Linked DNA regions of Homo sapiens: region 2 is linked to region 1. A link is a contact called in ENCODE Hi-C or POLR2A ChIA-PET data. All regions are on one chromosome and are shown on one strand. Each heading gives the region's core, a stretch centred on a gene start or an enhancer-like site at or near the end of the contact. The rest is flanking DNA. Distances are from core to core; before and after follow the strand shown.

Region 1 (4,261 bases), core at 1,005-3,504:
AGGGTGGGAACGTGAATTTTAATGAGGGGGCAGACCGAGGAGGTGGTGGCTGCCCGGAGATCAGGGCCAGGCTGTGCTAGATGGCGCCTGGAAGGGGGGTCACCCAAGTCTCCCTGCTGTCATTTCAGGAGGCCGACCCAAGTCTCCCTGCTGTCATTTCAGGAGGCCGAATTTTTTCCCAATCCCAGAGAAGGTGTCAGAGGCCTGGTTAGCAGTCTTGTCGATGGTTTCCTGGGTGGTCTTGGCCAGCTGGTCCATGGCTGGGGAAGGGCGGGAGAGAGGGCAGGTCAGGCAGGGCCCGGGAACCACAGTGCCTGTAGGCTTAGCCTGGCCTGGGTCTCCCGGGGGACCTGCTTGGGGCATTGTGGACAGAGGGCTCTGCAGAGGAGAGGATGTGCCTGGGCCCCAGCCGGGATGGGGCGGGGAGTGGGAGGTGTGCTGGGGTTGCCCGCCTCCCTCCAGCCCCACCAGACCTTTCTGCCCCGCCTCTGTGGCCTGGTCCACCACTTGCTGAGCTGCCGCTCCGGCCGCTGACACTGGAACAGAGAGATGTGGCTTTTAGCCCCTGTTGAGGCACCACCGACTACAGGTGCCCCACCATTGCCATGCCTCTGTGTCCTCCAGAGTATTCGGTGGTACAGGTCCAAGGGATGGATGCCATGGAGATAAAGTCCCTGGCCCAGGGCCCCCCAGCCCGAGGGGCAGGAGACCTTTCCATGCCTCTGGGATGTTTTTGTTTATTTCTAACTCTGAGCTCCTTCTCTGTGGGGGAGGAGCTTCCCTTTCCATCTCCAGGGCTACTGAGAAAATGTTGGACAGAGGAAGGAAGGCAGGGCAGGGCCAGGCTGCAGCTAGCATCTGGACTGTTGGCTAATGCTGGTGATGGCGCAGAAGACCCTTGCCCCCTTTTACAGCTTCTCCCCTAGAAGCCTGGCCCAGATGCCTGAATTCCCACCTTTCATGCACTTAGCCCTGGGGCTTGCAGTTTTGCCAGGTCCTTACTGCCTCCTCCCTCCTGTGGCCTGCCCGGAGGGGCACACAAGCAAAGCCAGTGCCTCTGTGGACAGGCAGCTTAAGACATTAGGAGACAAATGAAGGAAGGAGGCAAAACTTCCAAGGCCGGACTATCTCCTCTGGACCAGAGTTTCGGCCTGCTGGGAATGGAGTCACCAGCCCCGGGGGGGCTGACAGGTGGCTCCCGCCTACAGAGCTGTAACTCATCCCTGCTGCTGAACAGGAAAGGGCCTGCCTTACCCAGATCCCATCCTCCGGAAAGGGTTAGTCAGGCAAGTGTGCTGAGAGGCCCCTGGGAACCTCGTCTCGATTAACCCATCAGAAAGCAGCCCATCCTTTGCACCCAGCTCTCAGATGGAAAAGTGAAGCCCAGAAGGAAGGGACCTGACACGGAGGCTTCCTTGGTAGCATTTCAGTCTCAAGGGAAGAACTGTGGGCCTCCCCTGGAGCACTGGTGAAGTAAGGGGTTGGTTTGGATATTGTCTCCTGACTGGGATATGGGCAGGACTGACAGGGAGCTGGAGTCCTAACGAAGCCTGGGCTAGGTGCAGGAAGAACCAACCCAGTGGTCTCCTGACATCTCCCACGCCCCCACCGCAGCTGGGTCACCTCCAGAATACGGAGGAGAGAGCTGGAGGTGGAGGAACTAAGGACCTTCTTTGCCAGGTGGGGACTTAAAGGTAAGGCGACGATTACTTTTCGGCGATGGGGGTGGGATGGAAACAAAGCCCTTTGAGGTCTGGGGCAGCCTCTGGTGGCGCGCGCGGGTTTAAGTGGTGGCGGGCCGCGCCCGATCCCTGTCCTGGACCTTCACCCTCTCCTGAGGGCCTGGGCGGGCCGCCCAGCGCCAGCATGGCCTCCTTGGAGGGGCTCCCGCAGTGCCCGCAGCGCAGCTCCGGCTCCTCCGGAGCCTCTGTTCCGCTGCCTCCCTGCGGGCACCATCTGTCTGCTCGCCGGGGTGGGCGTTCTGCCTGCCCCCTGCGTCTCAGTGGAGGACCGAGCCTTCCGAGCCAAGCTGCCGGTCCAGGAACTTGCGGACCGCGCCGACCCGCTGCTTCTGCCTGCGCATCCACGCAGGTGCCCCTGCCTGAGCCCTAGGTCGCGCGCTATCCTCACCGGCTTCCTGGGCGGTCCCCTCCACCTGTTGCTTCAGGTCCTGCAAGCCCTTGCTTGCCATGGCTTCGGGGTATCTGTGGAGTCGTCAAGAGCAGCTGGAGCGACGTTGGATCCTGCCCAGAGTGGCGATGCCAAGCGCCAGCTCCGGTTTTTAAGGCGCCCCAGGGCTGGCCTGCCCCGCGTAGGGGAGAGGGCGCGGGGCGGTTCCCGTCATACAGGCTCCGGGGAGTGGCCGGGCCCTGCTCCAGAGTCCGCAGGGCAGGGAGCACATCCTGGCCTAAGACGGGCCGCGGTGGGAAAGGGGCAGACCGAACCAGGGACCGAAGAGGTGCCAGGACAGGGGTCCAGAGAGGAGCTGGAGGCAGGAGAAGGGCGCACACCACCTCCCAGCTCATCAGCCCCAGCCCTCCCTTTCTGATCCTGGGCGTGAGCGCTGGGTCAGCTCCAGGGCAGGAGCTCAGGGCTGGTGTTGACCTTAATGACAGCAGTGGTCTTTTACTGAGCATTTGTCTTGTGCCAGGTGCTGCCTAACGCTCTGCAGTCTCTTGTATAATCTTTACAACCACCTCCTGAAGTGGGTATTTTTGTTGATAGCATCAGTGTATAGGAGGAAACTGAGGCAGTGAGGTCGGTCTCACCCAAACGCATGTGGCAGGGACTTGGATCCTCGAATCTGCCTAGGTGCCTGTAAACCCTAGGGCTCTGGCATCATCGGAGCCCCCAGCCCCAAACAGCTGCAGGGGCACTGCTGACTGGCTCTCTGCCTGTAGCCAGAGACCCAGTGGATGCAGCCGGAGAGGGCCTGGTAAATCTTTCCCCTGAGAGGGCGAGATACAGGTGTGTGCACTTGCAGACCATGCAACCCCAAGGGGGAGAGGGCAGTGTGCCTGTGCAGCCCAGGCAAGGAGATTGCCGTCTGTCACCGAAGCCTTAGGAAGTTGGGCAGGAAGCATGGCTCAGGGAGGGCAGGAATAAGCTTGGGCCTCTCAGGTCACCTTTCCTGAGATGGGGCAGGCAAGGCGCTAGAGAGTATGACTTGTGGCTGTTAGGAGGGGACTTAGGGACCTGGGCCTGAGTGGAGAAGATCATCCTTGGGTGCAGCAAAACAGCTTGCAAGATACATTCCCCTGGCACACAAGGGGTGTAGGTCAGGCCCCACCCAGCTGGGTATACTCCCACTCCAGAGTAGGCCTTCAGGACCTGGAGGCCAGTGCACACCCACCCTGCCTTTCTGGGTCTCTCTACCGCTTCCTGTCCGGGGCTGTTTCTTGCACCTCTGCTGGTGTCTCCCCTATTCTGGAGCGCTGGGAAGCCCCTGCCACACAGGCTTGGTCTGCTGGCACATACCCTGCTTCTAGTGCTGCGGGGTCAGCCCCTAGAGGGAGTTGTTTGGAAGTGCACCTGTACACACACACACACACACACACACACACACACACACACACACACACACACGGTATGGATTAATGGAGATGAGGTCAACCCTGGGCAAAGGGAAGAGGCAGGTGATGAGATTAGGTGGAGGAAGGGGGAGGGAGCAGGTCTCAGGCAAAACAAAGCGGCAGCAACAGTCCTCCCAGCCCCCCGCCCCTCCTCTCCCAGAGCGAGGCCTTGCCCTGGGAGCGGCCATATGGATGCCTTGGGGACTCTGGGGAGCCCATCTCAGCCATGCCCTGCCTGGCTGGCCACAGCCCTGCCAGCCCTCCTGAAATCCCACCGGTAGTGCCCAATAGCCAGGCAGGCCTTCGAGTGTTCCAGTTTATCACAGGCTGGTGGTGCCACTGGGCTCCAGGCCCCATGGGCAATGAGCTGTGAGCTGGACAGGAAGGGAGCAGCCTCTGTGGGAAGAGACAGCCAGCCCCCAGCAGATGGTGGTAGAGAGAGCTCCACGTGGCCCTAGCGGCAGGCACTACAGTCAAACCTCTTGGGTTCAGATATTCTTAGAGCAAGCCCCTCACTTCTCTGAGCCTCAACATCCCCATCACATCACAGCGTCTCCCCAAAGTGTGTGTGTGAAGATTAAATTGGCTGAAGGGTGCCCAGGACTCAGCAGTGGACCTTGTGAGAGCGTGCAGGGCACCAGGGCTTCTCAGACAAGGAGAGGCAGAAGGAGGGAGCGCATTACCGCATT
Region 2 (4,320 bases), core at 1,528-4,027, 370 kb before region 1:
GCTCTCATTGTTATTTTTACCATCAGCTCTCTATCTCACCCTTGAAACCTGGCTCAGCCCCTGTGGAACTGTAGTATATCACCCCTGTCCCACAACGAAGACCTAAACGATTTACCCTTACATGGTTCCTGTATCCAAGGTCCCAGAAAGGTAGAAGGGGGAAATGTCACAATAATATTCAAAATATCTGAAAGCAAACTGCTATTGTTTTAGTTTGAAAATAGAGCTTGATAGAATTTGACATTGTATTTCCCTAAAATATTAAACTTGTATACTCTCAACAGTTATATTATAAATATTTATTCAGGTATGGTCAAAATTTATCCATATTAATGATAATTATTTAAATGCTCTTTAGCTGTTCATCACCATATTAATACTAGGAATAATGACGGCTAATTTTAATTGAGTACTTCCTAACTGTGGCCCAGTTACAGTAAAATAAACACTATTAGATACACTCCATCGATTATTACAGCAAGTCTATGAAACATACTGTATTACACAGCCAGTATTAGAAATGAAAAACTCATGGGAAGGATATGTATAAAACTTGCTCAAAGTTACCCAGCTAATAAGTGGCTAGGACACAATTAAACACCTATGCAGTTTTCTTTCCTGAGCTGAAATCCTAAATCCTTGGCTGTATGGCCCCTCATTCAAAAGTCCTAAACTGGCTAAAATTTATATAACAGAAAATTCACAGAATCATTTCCTTCTACTTTCCACTACCAGGGCTGTTAACAGTCCCAAGCAAAAGGGCAAAATTTTTTTCTACTTGAGATAAGAAAAATATAGAGTGTGACAGAAGGTATTCTACCAATATAAAAACACTTTACCAGGAAAACTGAGAAGGGGGCTGTTAACCTTCCGGGAAATGTAGGTCTTCAGTGGATTCCTGTTAGAGACATAAAAACGTAGAGAGAAGACTTTCAGTTAAAAGCCTCCTCCCTTCAGCAAAGTATATTCTGATTCCATTATCGTGTTAGGCTCCTATATAGTTATAAGTAATCCCATGCGGTTTTAGAATTCTTAAATATTCACACACATAGTCATCTGAAAATGAATAAATCCATGAATGACTAAACAAAATTTATTCCTATATCATTTTCAATATCCTTAAATTATGCTTACATCCTTAAATCGGTTGCCTCATTCTGAAAGCACATAGTCTGTAACTCATAAAAAACACCTGTCGGCCGGGCACGGTGGCTCACGCCTGTAATCCCAGCACTTTGGGAGGCCGAGGTGGGCGTATCACCTAAGGTCGGGAGTTTGAGACCAGCCTGACCACCATGGAGAAACCCCGTCTCTAATAAAAACAGAAAAAATTAGCCGGGCGCGGGGGTGCATGCCTGTAATCCCAGCTACTTGGGAGGCTGAGGTAGGAGAATCACTTGAACTTGGGAGGCGGAGGTTGCGGTGAGCCAAGATCGTGCCAGCCTGGGCAACAATAGCAAAACTCCGTATCACAAAAAAAAAAAAAACAAAAAAAAAAACCCACTAAATAATTCATTTAGTATGGGAGAGTGTGAGGAAGCAGAAAATTTAAAAAAAAAAATAGACCAGCAATAATGTCACTTTTTCATGAATTTGTTAGTTCTTTCTGAGCTCCACTTACAGTTACTTTCCCATTCTTCCCTGCACACCGTCAACACATAAGGACTCAAATTAAGATGATGTATATGTTTACACTCCAAAATTTTTTTTTTTTTTTTTTGTGAGCATGGGGCCGTATTTTAATACAAGAAAGACATTGCTCTAGAACATGGCTCGCCTTTGCTTCAGGGCCTAGCAGTTTATTTTAGCCATAAGGGTAAGGGAGCAGGTCAGAAATGACTTTTAGTGTAATCCTATCTGTAATTAAAAATACAAATGCTGTCATAAGATCAAATGTTATCAAAAATCAGTATTTAAAATTAAATTTACCCCCAAATTTCTTTCAAAAAAAATTTGTAATGTTCTTTTTCAGTGAAGCCTTTGCACTGCTAGAGCTGAAGAATGTGATCAATCGGCTTGTTGAATAATCCCGCACAGTAGGTATTCCGCTGAAGCCAACTCTAGCTGGGGGCTCGAGAGCGAAAGACACAGATGGGGCCCTGCCGCCCCTCGAAGAGTCGGATGGGGGCGCCCGTCCCCGGTGCATCAAGAGGCTGGCCCCGCCAGGGGCGAGCGGCTGGCACCGAACCCCGCGCACCTCGCCGCGGGCGGGGCTGGGCCGTAGTCGGCTCGATTTAAGGCTGGTATCCAAGGCTGCGGCCGGTCAGGCGAGGCGAGGCGAGGCGACGTGAGCGAGGGTGCTTAGGGAGAACAGCCGCTGGCAGCTCAATGCTGGGTGGCTAACGCTCGACGGTGCCCGGCAGCAACCCGGCCGACACCCCGACCCGGATCCCGAGCTGCGTCGCGGACAATGCCGCGGGCCCGTCCCGGACTACGACTCCCGACGGGCTCTGCGACCGCTCCGGGGCGGCCCAGCGTGCACTGCGCCGGCCAGTTTGACAGCCGGGCGCCCTACTCGGCTAGCTCTGCTCCCAGCCAGGGACGCTGGCCTTCTCGCGGCTTTCCCCCGATGTCTCTCTTTATTCCAGCTGCCTGAAACTCGGTCCCACGAATGGCAGGCAGCGTCCAAAATTCAACCCCGTAAAGCCAGCACCAGCCAATAAAGCGCACGGATGGAGGCCACGTGACAGCAGTGGGCCGGCCCTCCGGCTGAGCCCTGATCTCTATGGTTTCCGCGGCTCGCTAGAAGGAGTGCGGTCCACTGGAGGTCTCCCTACATTCTTCCTCCATTATCTCACTGCCTCCGGTGGCTGCTGGGATACCGGAGGACTCGGGTCCCGGCTCGACTCAGTCCTCCAGCCGCCCGGGGAATACCTCTAGTTCTTCCCGGCCGCCGCCGCCTCCGCCCCGCCGCTTCCTCCTCCGCCTGCCGGCCTCCTTCGCCCCGCCCCGTCCGCGCAGCTCGTCCGGCCCGCCCGCAGGCCAGCTTCTCTCGGGAGCCTCCACCCAGGCGCATGGCTCCATGAAGCAAGAGGAGGAGGCAGAGCGCGAGAGATCCCGTCCGCCCCAGCCGCGTCTGGGCCAGGAGAAAAGGTGGGAAACTCGGGCTGCGCCGCACCCTTCTCCCCGCTGCCGGGCCAGGCCTCCCTCGGTCCGCCGCCGCCTTGCCCGCCGGGCCTGTTCTCGCCGGGGCGGGCGGCGGGGCCGGGAAGAGACCCCGCGGTCCTGGGGCGAGGGTCCGGGGGCAGCGTGGGGGAGGGGTCCCGGGCGGCGGGCGGGGCCTCAGGCCATGTCCCAGCGGAGGGCAGGGGGTCGGGAGGCACTGCCGGGGAGGGGCGGGCGGCGCCGTGCCCCGGGCCGCGAGGCTCGGCTCCCGCTCCTGGTCCTTGTCTGCACTCCCTCCAGGAAGCAGGCTCGCTCGCTGTAATGTTTGGTGGTCTCCGGCGCCGCCTGGTGGCCCCCACCCACCGTCCCGCCGCCCCGCCGCCCCCTCCCCCGCCCGGCGTCTGGATTCCACCCCCGCGGCTCGGCCCAAGCTGCTCTACCCGTCGCTCCATCGTCTCCCCAAATCCCCAGCGCCCCGGACCCTCTTTCCTCATACCCTCCTTTCTCACCTTTCACCCTGTCCCTCGGCCCGCTTTTCCCCTCCCCGCTCTGTCCTGTCGTTTTCTTAACACTCTTCACACGCGCACTTCCTCCTCCTCCTCTTCTCTTTTTCCCACCCCTACCTTTGGGCCCTCCTTCCTTAACCTCCGCTGGCCCCCCATTCCATGATCCGTCCACCTGACACGCTGGGTTTCATGCCTCTCTTTCCCAGGCTGTGGGTTGTGCCCTTCACTCCTTGCCCTCCTCCATTCCCTGTCCTGATCTGAACTCCTCTCCTTGCCACGCTCCCTCACCCTTATCCCTCTGCACACTCCAAAATTTTTAAAGAAAAAGGAGAGAGAGAAAAAAAAGTAAAAGAAACCCAAAAGGGAAAATATAGCTAAGGTGAACTGGTGAGTTTCTACTCAGAATTCTTATTATTGAGTATGATGTATTTTGTTTTCTTAACTTATGTATAATGAAAATGGACGAGAAGAATTATAAATCATAGTTCATTTTTATGATTAGTACATAAAAAAAATTTGAGTCTTTCTTGGCATCCATTACTTTATCTTAAAAACACAGAGTATTTACTTTTTGTGTGGCAAAGGAGGCCTAATGGGGAACCTTGACCTTCATCTCAACTTGACAGTAAAAAGGTGCTCCTTCCTTCCCCTTTTGCTTGCCATGTGTCTGAAAAAGACTAGTAGCAAGAATATATAAAGAACTTTCAAA

The links. A loop is a pair of places that touch in the nucleus more often than their neighbours do. ChIA-PET counts read pairs that join two places held with the same protein, here RNA polymerase II (POLR2A). Pooled maps may share reads with other maps.
Region 2: a loop to region 1 is called in a map of naive thymus-derived CD4-positive, alpha-beta T cell, with 6 times the contacts of the local background. The contact joins the promoter of NUTM2A-AS1 here to the promoter of ADIRF in region 1. A Hi-C loop is called at or near these places in 1 of 168 maps with a recorded cell type or tissue (naive thymus-derived CD4-positive, alpha-beta T cell) and 9 of 50 pooled maps. POLR2A ChIA-PET finds 5 or more read pairs at or near these places in 1 of 52 experiments (BJ).

Annotation. Positions count from the first base shown.
Region 1 is chr10:86,966,475-86,970,735 of GRCh38, reverse strand. ADIRF (adipogenesis regulatory factor) reads right to left here and starts at 2,254. Exons shown (of 3, transcript NM_006829.3): 1 at 2,131-2,254; 2 at 474-536; 3 at 1-260. The coding sequence starts at 2,191. The coding sequence ends at 154. It overlaps ADIRF-AS1 (ADIRF antisense RNA 1), which reads left to right. Exons shown (of 2, transcript NR_170185.1): 1 at 1-1,694. AGAP11 (ArfGAP with GTPase domain, ankyrin repeat and PH domain 11) reads right to left here and starts at 400. Exons shown (of 11, transcript NR_171046.1): 1 at 1-400. RefSeq lists enhancers at 1-554, 555-1,308, 2,815-3,567, 3,548-3,727, 3,568-4,261 and a silencer at 1,150-1,444.
Region 2 is chr10:87,341,015-87,345,334 of GRCh38, reverse strand. It overlaps NUTM2A-AS1 (NUTM2A antisense RNA 1), which reads left to right and starts at 2,777. Exons shown (of 6, transcript NR_024397.1): 1 at 2,777-3,093. It overlaps LINC00863 (long intergenic non-protein coding RNA 863), which reads right to left and starts at 2,599. Exons shown (of 5, transcript NR_135292.1): 1 at 2,198-2,599; 2 at 840-898. RefSeq lists silencers at 2,039-2,268, 2,919-2,978 and an enhancer at 2,418-3,025.